2 separate regions of the Homo sapiens genome follow, and region 2 is linked to region 1. Evidence: chromatin loops called from intact Hi-C (ENCODE). Cell type or tissue: mammary epithelial cell. All regions are shown on one strand. Each heading gives the region's core, and the rest is flanking DNA. Links, peaks and the distances in the headings are about the cores only. Region 1 overlaps RGS6 (regulator of G protein signaling 6). Region 2 overlaps DPF3 (double PHD fingers 3).

Region 1 (5,372 bases), core at 125-5,124:
AACAGTAAGCCAGACCGCCACGGGGGGTGTGGAGAGAATCTGCCAAATATTACACCAATGAGGCCCATTCCCGTATGTGGCCATGGTGCTGTTGCTCATGCTCAGGCTGATACAATGTGGCCATGATTAGGGGGCATGGAAGAACCGCTGCCCTGTGGCCCTGCCACTGCTGGGGTGGCTCCATGCTTCCAACCCCGTCTCACCTTCCCACCCATTGGGAAGCCACTAAGCAAACACCCAAGGGTCTTTCTCTCATCCACCTTTGGGCAAACATGACAAAACTAAAAATCCCACTGCTCTGAGTCCCACCCCCGGCAGTGTCCCATTTAGCCACACTGCAGGAGGGCAACATCTTACAGGCTATTCCTACCTATGGACAGGTATCCTGGCCTCCTTCCAAAATGTCATGCTTTCCTAACTCAACTCAAACCAGGGACACTCATCACTATTTTAAAAGGGGGAAGCATCCCCTGTTGTTTCCACCAGGAGCTCATTTTGGGGGGACTTCCATGGGTCGGGGGGGGGTCTTACTTCTTAGCCTTTGAAGTCCTCAGACTTGAAGCTCTCTGACTTCTCTTTGAACTTTCCAGTCTGGACCACAGGCAGAGTTGGGTCTCCTCTCCTTGACCGTGACATTGGCAGTGCTGTCGCCTTGCCAGACTCCTGCCATTGGATGCTCTTTCTCTGGCCCCCTCTGCTGCGGTGCTGCTGCTCCCCGGACAGGACTGAGGCAGGCTCTGTCCTAGGCAGAGGCGGGCATCCTGTCTTCTGAGTGGTCGGCCTTCCCGCTGTTTATCCTGCGGGGGGCCCTGCACTCCCCTTCACTCTCTGCCTTCTTACTAGGCAGGTGGGAGCCCACACAGTTCCCATGTGGCTGCACGAGGATGGCACTGGGGTCTGACTGCACAAGTGACAAGCATGCCGAGACCCCACAACCCCATCAGCCGCTTGTAAAGTGAGAGCACCTTTCCTGAGAGTGGGTGGGAGGAAGGCACTGTCATGGCGAAGGCCTGCAGGTCACCTCCCGAAATAGATCCCTGCTTGGCATACACACACTTTGCCCCCAGCCTGCCTTGCTAGAGACTGGCAGGGTACGCGATTTGGATCTGAATCAGTGGCTGTAAACACACAGCTGTGTCTTTCTGCCTCAGAGGATTTGATTTTCACTTGACTGCTTGGCACATTGGGGTCTGGGGAAGGCAGGAGAGGGCCTGGGCGGGGGTCGAGGGAGGGCCCACCAGGGAAAGCCAGGAGCAGCTGCCTCCACCGGGCCCTGATTGCCCCACATGTCCAGAAGGTGAGTCACCAGTGGGGTTTTTCTCCAAGTGGGCACTCCGTGGGGAGAGCATTTTGGCTGCTTTTGGCGGACAGGTTGAACCATCAGCGGGAACAGCTGGGGGCTCCTCCTTCCAACGGAAACGTCAGGGTCTAGGGCCCAGTGTCTCAAAAATGACAACCAACTTCTGGCCTTTTTTGATAAAAGTCTCGAGACTCCTGTCAACCCCGTGAGGAGCCACTTTGTCTTCTCTGTACCCACCAGCCATACTGAGTCTGTTGTTTTACATTTTGTAGTTTATAAAAAATAGACTTTTATATTTTCATTTTCCAGCTACAAAACTATAACAGTAAATATGCTTTTCCTAATTTCACACAGAGTCAAGATAAGAAGCGAAGCATAGAGGAGTTGTAACCTGGTCTTAACCACGGACTTCACCACTGATTGTAAACAGGATAACACTGTCTCTCATACTCTTATTTCCCATCGCTAAAAGAGGACAGCAACAAGCTGGCCCAGGGTTCCCTGGGGAACCAGAAAGCCTGGTAGCAGGTGAGCAGCAGAGTGTGCTGAGATTCCCAAGTGCTCACATTTCATTCCTTCCTATACCCATAGGGCCCCTGGGACCCCACAGTGCATGCAGTGATGCGGCAACACCGACCCTGGGGTCCACCTTTCTGCCCAGCTGACCCCACCTGACACACACACACACAGCTGGGCATCCAGACCGGAAGGGTGGGGACTGCAGAACTGGCAAGCTGAAGGGTGTAGGGCACTCACCCTGTTCTCTGTGAGTCCTCCCTGACCCTCCGGCGACTCACCGTGGACGAGTGAACCCTGAACAACTGAGCAGGGCCTGTGGTGTAGGTGTGGGGAGCCTGGGGCACTCAGTTCTCCTGCCAGTGCATGTCCAGGCTTTGTAAATACACCCAACTCAAGTCTATCCACAGTTTATTTCCCAGCCTCACAGGCTGGCAGGCACTTCTGAATCAGGTAACTAACTGGGCAAGAAGACAGCTCCTCTCCCATTCTAAGGAATGAGTTATATAACTCAGAAATCTCAGGACAGAGGGAAGCACAGACCTGCAGAACACCGCTAGCTGGAAGGGACCATCGAGACGACCTAGTCCAAGTCATTTCAGAGGAGAAAACCAGGGCTCAGAGAGGGCTAGTGATTTGCTTGAGGTCACATAGCTAGCAAGCTGAGGCTGGAAGCAGGAGCCAGTCTGCAGGAGGGCTGCTGAGGTGTCTCAGAGTCCCAGGACATGCACTTGCTGCTCCAGAGAGGCAGGTTTCCCTGCTTTCCTTCCCAAACACTTCGATGGAAGTCTCCCTCCAGCTCCAGCCAGGGCCAGGGTTTCACTGCAGCTGGATCTCAGTGCTCTGAGATGGGAGAGGCTGGCACTAATGTTTGTGACCCAGTGGTCCCAAAGGAGTCCAAGGACTGTTTGCAATAAAAACTAACCCTTTGGAAAGATTTTTAGCCAATTGGCCCTTGCCAGAGGCACAGAAAGATCATTTCAACTGAGGTCAAAGCCCTCTGGGGATTCTGCTGAGTCTAGGTATTTGGGAACTCATTCCACCAGGGTGCAAGGCTGTTCCCCATGAAACCTTGAGGAGGAGGGGAAAACAACACCGCCTTCCTGGGGGCAGGAGCTGCTTCTGCCGGTTGGCTGACTGCCCTGATTGCCTGCCTGCCCCCTCCCCTGCGGAGAGCCTTAGCCCTCCACTTCCGGTCAGCACCTGGGCCTGGAGCTGGGAGTTTCTCTCTGCAGAGCTGCCTGGAGGGGGATGAGTGAGCTGTTGACTTCTTGGCTCTCATTAGCTCTTCCTTGGCTTTTGGCAGGGGAAGGAACAGGGGGATGGAAGGAGGGGGCGAGGGAGGCTGAGTGGCAGCTGGCTCCCAGAGCTTCCCGCTCCCCATCTGACTTGCCTGCTGCATTCCTTGGCAGGCAGGCAGGACAGGAAAGCCTGTCGCAGAGATGCCACCCATCACATGCCAAGCCTTCTGCAGCTTCCGGCCCTTCCTGCCGCAATTCCAAGGAGCACCTTGGCAAAGCTAAACTTCGATGCTCTCTTAGGAGGTGGATGAACGCCTGGTCCTCCTCTCCCTTCTCCTCCGTGGCCTCCAGTGCTTGCTCTGGCACCAGCAACCCCATTTTCTATCTATCTATCTTTGGAGCCCAAGGCTGGAGCTGATGAAGCTCTCAAGAGGGCAGGTAAGGTTTCAACTGAGCCTCCAAAGGTACCCAGGGAGGCTGACACCAGCCTCACTCGGGGCTGCCATTTTCTCCTAACTTCAGTGCTATCACCCTCTGCGGCTTTTTCTGTGGAACTGGACAGAGGAGCAAAGGACTTTCTCCAGCTTCTCCTCCCCAGATTGGAGCTCTCACCAGATGGCTTCAGCCAGTATCTATCTCAACAAGGGAGCTGCTGCTGTGGCTTGGCCCCGATTCCTCTTGCCCCCTCTCCCTCCCACGCATGCTCCTGGTCCTCTATGTCAGAGCCAGGCCCTCTTTGGTGAGGCCCCCCACCCCACTGTGGTAGACTCTGTGGAAGCTGAAGCAACAAGCACACTTAAGAGAGAGCAGAGGGCGGGGTGTGGTGGCTCATGCCTGTAATCCCAGCACTTTGGGAGGCAGGTGGATCACTTGAGGTCAGGAGTTTGAGAACAGCCTGGCCAATATGGTGAAACCCCATCTCTACTAAAAGTACAAAAATTAGCCGGGTGTGGTGGCGTGTGCCTGTAATCCCAGCTACTCGGGAGGCTGAGGCAGGAGAATCGCTTGAACCTAGGAGGCAGAGGTTGCAGTGAGCCAAGATTGTGCCACTGCACTCCAGGCTCGGAGAGTGAGACTCTGTCTCAAGAAGCAGTGGGAGGGTGAGCATTTCAGCTCTGGCCACCTTCATGCTCCTATTGTCCTCTGTCAACTGCAAAACCAGGAAGATAGCAGAGAGTGGCAGGCTAGACATCACCAAGCAACAGGAAAGAGTCTTCAGTGAGAGAAGGCACCTCCTCTCCCTGGTCAGTAATGCCTGAGACTTCCCACCAAAGAATCTGAAGAACAGCTGGAAGGTGAAGCAAAGGCAACCCACAGTGACTAGCCAGATTTCTCCTACTGTGGTTTTCATATGTTACAGCCACTGTGAAAGGAAGCTTCCCCATGAGCAGGATTAGGCAGAGACAGGCTCCAAATCACATGACCTGAGGCCATGTATTGGGGGCCCTGGAGAAGCTGCTGTGTGTTACAGCTCTTTCTGAAACAGGCTCCTCGGACAAGGGTGGCCATGTACAGTGGCGTGGGTTATTCACTGCACCAGGGCAGCTGAGGATCAATAGGGGCTGAAACCCAGCCTGTGTTTTGCCTGGTCAGCTGGGCATCTGTGAGGCTGGGCCCACCAGAGGGAGTCTTGTTTTCCATTTTGGATGAACGTACATGGTAGGCTAGTTGCGCCCTGTCGTGGACTTCAGTCATGTTTAGTTCAGAACCTGGGCCTTATCAAATAAGCAGGGTTTGTGGTTTCAGTCTGCAAAATGACAGGATGCTTGGCCCAGTGTCCCCAGACATTTGCTTTGTATATCCAAGTCCTGAGTAACCTGGAATGAAGCTTGCATTGGAAAGAGAAGCTCATACAGCACTTCCTCTATTGACTGGGGAGTACCAGGCCCCTTCGTCACCCAAACTAACATGGCCCTAAAAGCTTCCATGAACCATATTAAATGTCTCCTTAGGATCTCATGGAAAAGGGGGCATATGTGGTCTTAACAGATAATCCCTCTATGTCATGGCACAACATAAGACTTGGAAAGAACAATTTGTTTTTTCCAAGTGTTTCTCTTCTACCAAGAAAAGAAAGGACATTGGCATGTTCTGGGGAGAAATTCTGAATTCAGATTCAGTCTTGACAAGCCTCCAGCTGAATGAGTTATCCAATCACCTGGATCAACATTATTTCTTTTTGCCATCAATTAATCCTAAATGGTAATTGGCCTCACGTCTTTGGTCCGTGAGCTGCCCAGCTTCACTCCCCTGTTTCCATTATTAGCCCCATGACATGGGTCATGTTCTTACACATCTTTCCCAGCAACACAGGA
Region 2 (5,372 bases), core at 130-5,129, 93 kb before region 1:
AGGGCCCATTGCTACTAGTGACTGTGTTAGTTCTCATCACCAATGGCTCACCCAGGGCAACACGTTCTCTTTGTTTCTTATCTTACTTCATCTGTCACTTGATGGTGGTGCCACCCTTCCTCTTCCTTGGATGTCATGAGGTGCCTCTCTCCAGATACTTCTCCCTTTCTGACCACATTGTCTCCAGCTTTCTCAGTGGACTCTCTTCTTGGTGCTCTTTAACGCTTTCAACTCCAATGGTTACTCTTCCCTCTACCCCTAACTAGGTCCTTTTTATTTTGTGCTCTGTGGTCTCTTCCTGAATGTCTCACCAACTTCCAAGGCTTCATCTACCACCCAAACCTGATGATTTCTAAATTTATATCTCTAGCCTGGTCTTGTCTCCTGAATGTAGACCCACATTTTCACACCAATTCCTGGGCATCTTCATCTGCACAATTAATGGAATGTGCCCAGTTTGAATCCATTGTTATACTCTGCAAGTCGCATCTCTGCTAACAGTTTTATCATCTACTCTGTGGCCCAACCTAGGAATCTTGATGCCATTTTTTACTTCTGCCTCTTCCTCACACACATATTCAAGCAGGTATCACGTCCTATTGACCAATTCTACCTCTCAAATGTTTCCTCCTTTCATCCCCACAATTATTAGATCTGCCCTGGACTAATGCCCCTCATTACAGTGTAAGCTCCAGAAGGGTAGGATTTTGTCTGTTTTCCATTGCTCAGCATCTATCACAGCACCTGGCACATTGCAAGTGCTCAATACAAACTCATTGAATAGATGGATTTAGTGACTGGTCCCCCTTCCCCAGCCATCTCCAACACATCTGCCTTCTGACCTATCACCAGACTCATCTCTCTAAAGCATGGGTACAAGCACATCAGTTTCTTGCTTAAAAACCTCCGAGGAGTCCCCACTGTTTACAGAATTAAATTCAGATCCTCATGCCTACATAAGAGGCTCTTCATAATCTTTCCTCATACCTTTCTAGCATCATCTCCTGCAATTCCTCTTTTCCCTGCTCTCCTTGAGCTACTCTGCTTTGCCTGAGTGGACCATGCACCTTATATTTCCTGCTGTTGCCTTTCCCTGTAATGCTGTTTCCATTTTTTTTTTTTTTTTTTTTTTTTTTTTTTTTTTACTTAGAAAACTCCTATTTATCCTTTAAGGCCCAGCTTGAAAGCTACCTCCTCTCAGTGGCTTTCCCTGAGCCTCTCCAGCATTATTTATTGCTTCCTTATCTGTAGGAACTTCATTCATTCTCCTATTATGGCACTTATCACATTGTATTATAGTCATTTAAAAGAGTCTCTCTCTCTATATATAATAGTTATCTGTGTAAGAAATTACTCCAAAACTCAACAGCTTAAAACAACAAACACTTATTATCTCATAGTTTCTGTGGGTCAGGAATCTATGTGTGTTTTATCTGGGTGCCTCTGGCCCAAGGCCTCCCTTGGGTTGCAGTCAAGTTGTCAGCTGGGGCTGTGGTCTCATCTGAAGGCTCACTTGGGAGATAATTCAATTCCAAGCCCACACGTGTGGGTTCTGGCAGGATTCAGTTCCCCTTGGGCTGCTGCACTGAGGCCTTCCTTCATATGTTGCCACATGGACCTGTCTGTAGGGCATCTCACAATATAGCAGCTGGCTTCCCTTAGAGCAAGTAAGTGAGAAAGCATAAGAGAGGATTCGGAAGATGAAAGTTGCAGTCTTTTTATAACCTAATATTATAAGTGACATCTCATCACTTCTGCCATATTCTACTAGTTTGAGGTGAGTCATTTAGTGCAGCCCACACTCAAGGGGGGAGAATGACAAAAGAGTATGGTGTCCTTCATTGATAGCCACGCCAGAGACTGCCTAGCACACCTACCAAACTGAGCTCCTCAAGGCAGGAGTCATGCCTCATTCCTCTTTGAAACTTCAGCACCTTGTACAGTTCCTGGCAATGAACAGGTGCTCAGTGAATTTTGCCAAATTAAGTGGAATTATTTTTCTATGAGAATCTGATCACAATTGGGTAGATTGCAAAGTCCACAAGAACACTCAAAATTAGACTAAAATGATTTAAAAATGGCGCACTGGCTCATGCCTGTAATCCCAGCACTTTGGGAGGCCAAGGCAGGCAGATCGCAAGGTTAGGAGATCGAGACCATCCTGGCTAACACGGTGAAACCCCGTCTCTACTAAAAAATACAAAAAATTAGCCAGGCATGGTGGCGGGCGCCTGTAGTCCCAGCTACTCAGGAGGCTGAGGCAGGAGAATGGCGTCAATCCAGGAGGCAGAGCTCGCAGTGAGCCAAGATCACGCCACTGCACTCCAGCATGGACGACAGATCAAGACTCCGTCTCAAAAAAAAAAAAAAATGTAAAACAAAGTGTCTAAGTGTCATGAGTACACTGTCAGTCCTCTACTTCTAGGTACTTCTATGATTGCTTCCCAGGCTCACGTAGAAAAGGATAGGAAAGCATTTTTTCCTTTTGACTTAGCACAACTCTGTGGAATATTTTTTGGAAGAAAAAATTAGAATGCTACTTCAAAGGTCCTCAGGCAACTCAAGAACTTAGACCACTCATGAATTCATCTTCTAATTCATGGATGATCAGCAGTTGGAGGATCATGGGCAATCAAGTGTTGACCAATCACTGCTGTTTTCCACCAGCTATACATCAATTACAGACATTTTGAAATTCTCCTGGATGTACTCAGGACAGTAGGAAGTACAGGGATTACAGGGTTTCCAATCTAAGCAATGGTTTCTTTTTCAGGCTCATTTTCCTAAAGAAAACACAGAGCCTTTAGCCAGGTCCCATGGTTGGATGCTCCTGAGGTCCAGAGAGGCCTGGAATGCACAGCAAATGTCAAGGCTTGGCATCTAAAATTGATGTTGGGCTCTGGGCAATGATTCAGCCGCCTGACCTTCACACACTGTTGTGGGGCAAGAATCACTTTGGGCAGCTGGTTGCCTGCAATCTACAAATCCAGAGAAGCATTTAAAAGGAAAGTCATCCAGAGTTGCTCATACCGATGACCCTCTTCTCTTAGTCACTTCCTGCCTGGCAATATCTGCAGCTGTCACACAGCAGCTCAACCTAGCTCATCCCAGATCTAATATTCCTCATCGATGGAACCTTACCCAAGGCCTCTGTCTACCTTCAGTTTATGACAGCTCATCTGTATAGGCCTAACTTATTGCATGGCGGTGGGTGGTATGGTTGATGAAAAGTCCTTTAGATTTCTAGATTTCTTTTGCTTTCTGTCTTGGCCATCTTTTGTTGTGTCGACATTGGATCGGACTGGGCTGGTCAATATGGGAAAGTTGACATGAATTCTAGAAGGACTTACTGGCTATTTTAATTTCTTTCTTAGTTTTTTTCTTTTTTAACTTTCAGTTTTAGCTGGCAAACTTTAGAAGGCTTGTTTATCCCACCAAGCAGATGGGCAATTGGGGATCAGTAGTATCTTTAAAAATACCATTTTTGGGTGGCATAGACAAAGCTACAGCTTCATGGATAGCAGATTCCAATGCTTTAACTTAATATATTGAAAAACTAATGCTAGAGAAGTCAATTGACTTGTCCAAAGGACTCAGGTGCTGTAATATATCTCAAAGTGTGGCAGTTGTAAATTGAGGGCAGGGGTTTGGATTTTCTCACTGCTATATCCCCAGTACCTGGAAGAGTGCCTGCCATATTTATATATTCAACAAATACTGTCAAAGGAATGAATAAATGAATAAATTATTTTTGATCCTCAGCTGCAGTGACTAATTAGGGGCTTTGGGGTCATTACTATGACTCTCAACGTATTCCTAGTGCTGTGCATTGGCCCCAAGTTGAGTCGAGTAAATTGTATAAATCCAGGTCAAGGCTTCCCTATCCCATTATTTCACTTTAAGAAGACCAACCATGATGTATGCCCTCAGGCTTATAGACAGGTGTAGATCCACTTCCTAGAGACTCCACCTTGGACCACACCTGACCACGAAAACTTGGGGAATTTCTAGGACCATTTGAGAATGGCGCCATGAGCCCTTGGCTGTTTAGCCTATTAAAAGTGCCCGTAATACTCTTGCATGAATGTGCTTTGTATGGTTATTTATAAGAATGACTGGTGCAATAGCCCCTGGGGCTTGCATCCCATGTGTTTCCTGGGTGCCACAGACCTTGACAACTGGAGGAGAGGATAAACAAACCTCTAAGAGGAGTGGAGCTGGATGCACAGGAAGGTGTTTTGCCCAAGAAAGGGCAGCCACACAGCTCACGCTATCATTTATTTTTAATGCATTTTTGTTTGTTTGGTATTTGTCCTTTCCATTCTCTTTCTCTTCTTTGTCCTCTTTGAAGTGCAATAAAAATGGTGAGAGAAAAAGGGAGCCATTCAGATGCCTCTGGAGTGCCATTGTGATCATCGATTTGCAGGTGTCTTCAGCATTAGAAGTAACATCTGGGGGCAGATAGAGGTGAACCTGCAGACCTTTGCAGAAGGTTTACAAAGCAGGGCTTGAGAAATAATTATGTGAAGCAGCAGTGCCCAGTTATCATACTTGCCATAGTATATACATAAAGGAGTTGAACTTTTGATTGCTCAGAATTGGTCCATCCCTTTCCCCTTTACAGATTCAATATAATGACTGAGCCTCCTTCTCTCCACCTGCCAAGCTGGGTCTCAAAGTGGAGGAGCATGAAGAGAGGGGGAGGGAATGGGGCAGAGAGAGAGACAGAAGAGGGAGAGAAGAGAAAGAGAGAAGAGAGGAGTGAGAGAATGAAAATGAATGGATCTGATTGAATGAGATGGCTTCCCAAAGAGAACTAGTAATAATTTTTCTTCTCAAATTACCCTGTAGCATGATGATTCAGATATGACTATACTTTGCATAAATGCTTTAGCTAAAACTTCATATATACATTTGCAATTTGTAAATACCAGGAATTTTATATGTGTATGAGAATATAGAGAACTATTTGAAATTTGAGCCAAATTATTTTCTAATGAATGCCCATGGAGACTTGTTTTTGGCGCTATTTTGGGTTGGAATTGATTCTATGTATTTTATGTAATACAATTTCTGTAAACCAAGCATCAGAATAAGGAGCACAATTTGAGTTTTGCATTTACTTGCCTGAGAACCATGGATATTTAAGTTCTCTTTGCCTGAGAAATTAGCTTTTAAGAGATCAACATTGATAAATAAGGTAATAAAGTATAATTAGATGTTTATAATTTCACAATGAATAAATAATAGACCATGCTGATTCCAAAGTTATTTATATTTGTTTTATTTATGTTTTCAATGCATACCTAGGAAGATAATTTTTTTTCCTGGAGCCCTAATTCAATCAGTGATGTGGCTTAGCCTAGTCCAAA

What was found. Peaks named below come from ENCODE experiments on the same cell type or tissue, not always from the same donor. Only the 100,000 strongest peaks of a DNase experiment are listed, where the experiment ranks them.
Region 2: a loop joins it to region 1, with 13 times the contacts of the local background. A loop is called at or near these places in 5 of 110 quality-filtered maps.

Annotation. Positions count from the first base shown.
Region 1 is chr14:72,542,527-72,547,898 of GRCh38, reverse strand. The region is part of intron 17 of RGS6 (regulator of G protein signaling 6); the gene reads right to left. Among named protein-coding and RNA genes, the nearest start is that of MIR7843, 28 kb to the right of the region's middle. RefSeq lists an enhancer at 2,300-3,078. In mammary epithelial cell, for the core only: a CTCF peak has its summit at 2,110; a DNase peak (open chromatin) is centred at 2,148; H3K27ac peaks cover 539 bases.
Region 2 is chr14:72,635,819-72,641,190 of GRCh38, reverse strand. The region is part of intron 8 of DPF3 (double PHD fingers 3); the gene reads left to right. Among named protein-coding and RNA genes, the nearest start is that of MIR7843, 120 kb to the right of the region's middle. In mammary epithelial cell, for the core only: no CTCF peak of the experiment used is centred there; a DNase peak (open chromatin) is centred at 3,000; H3K27ac peaks cover 294 bases.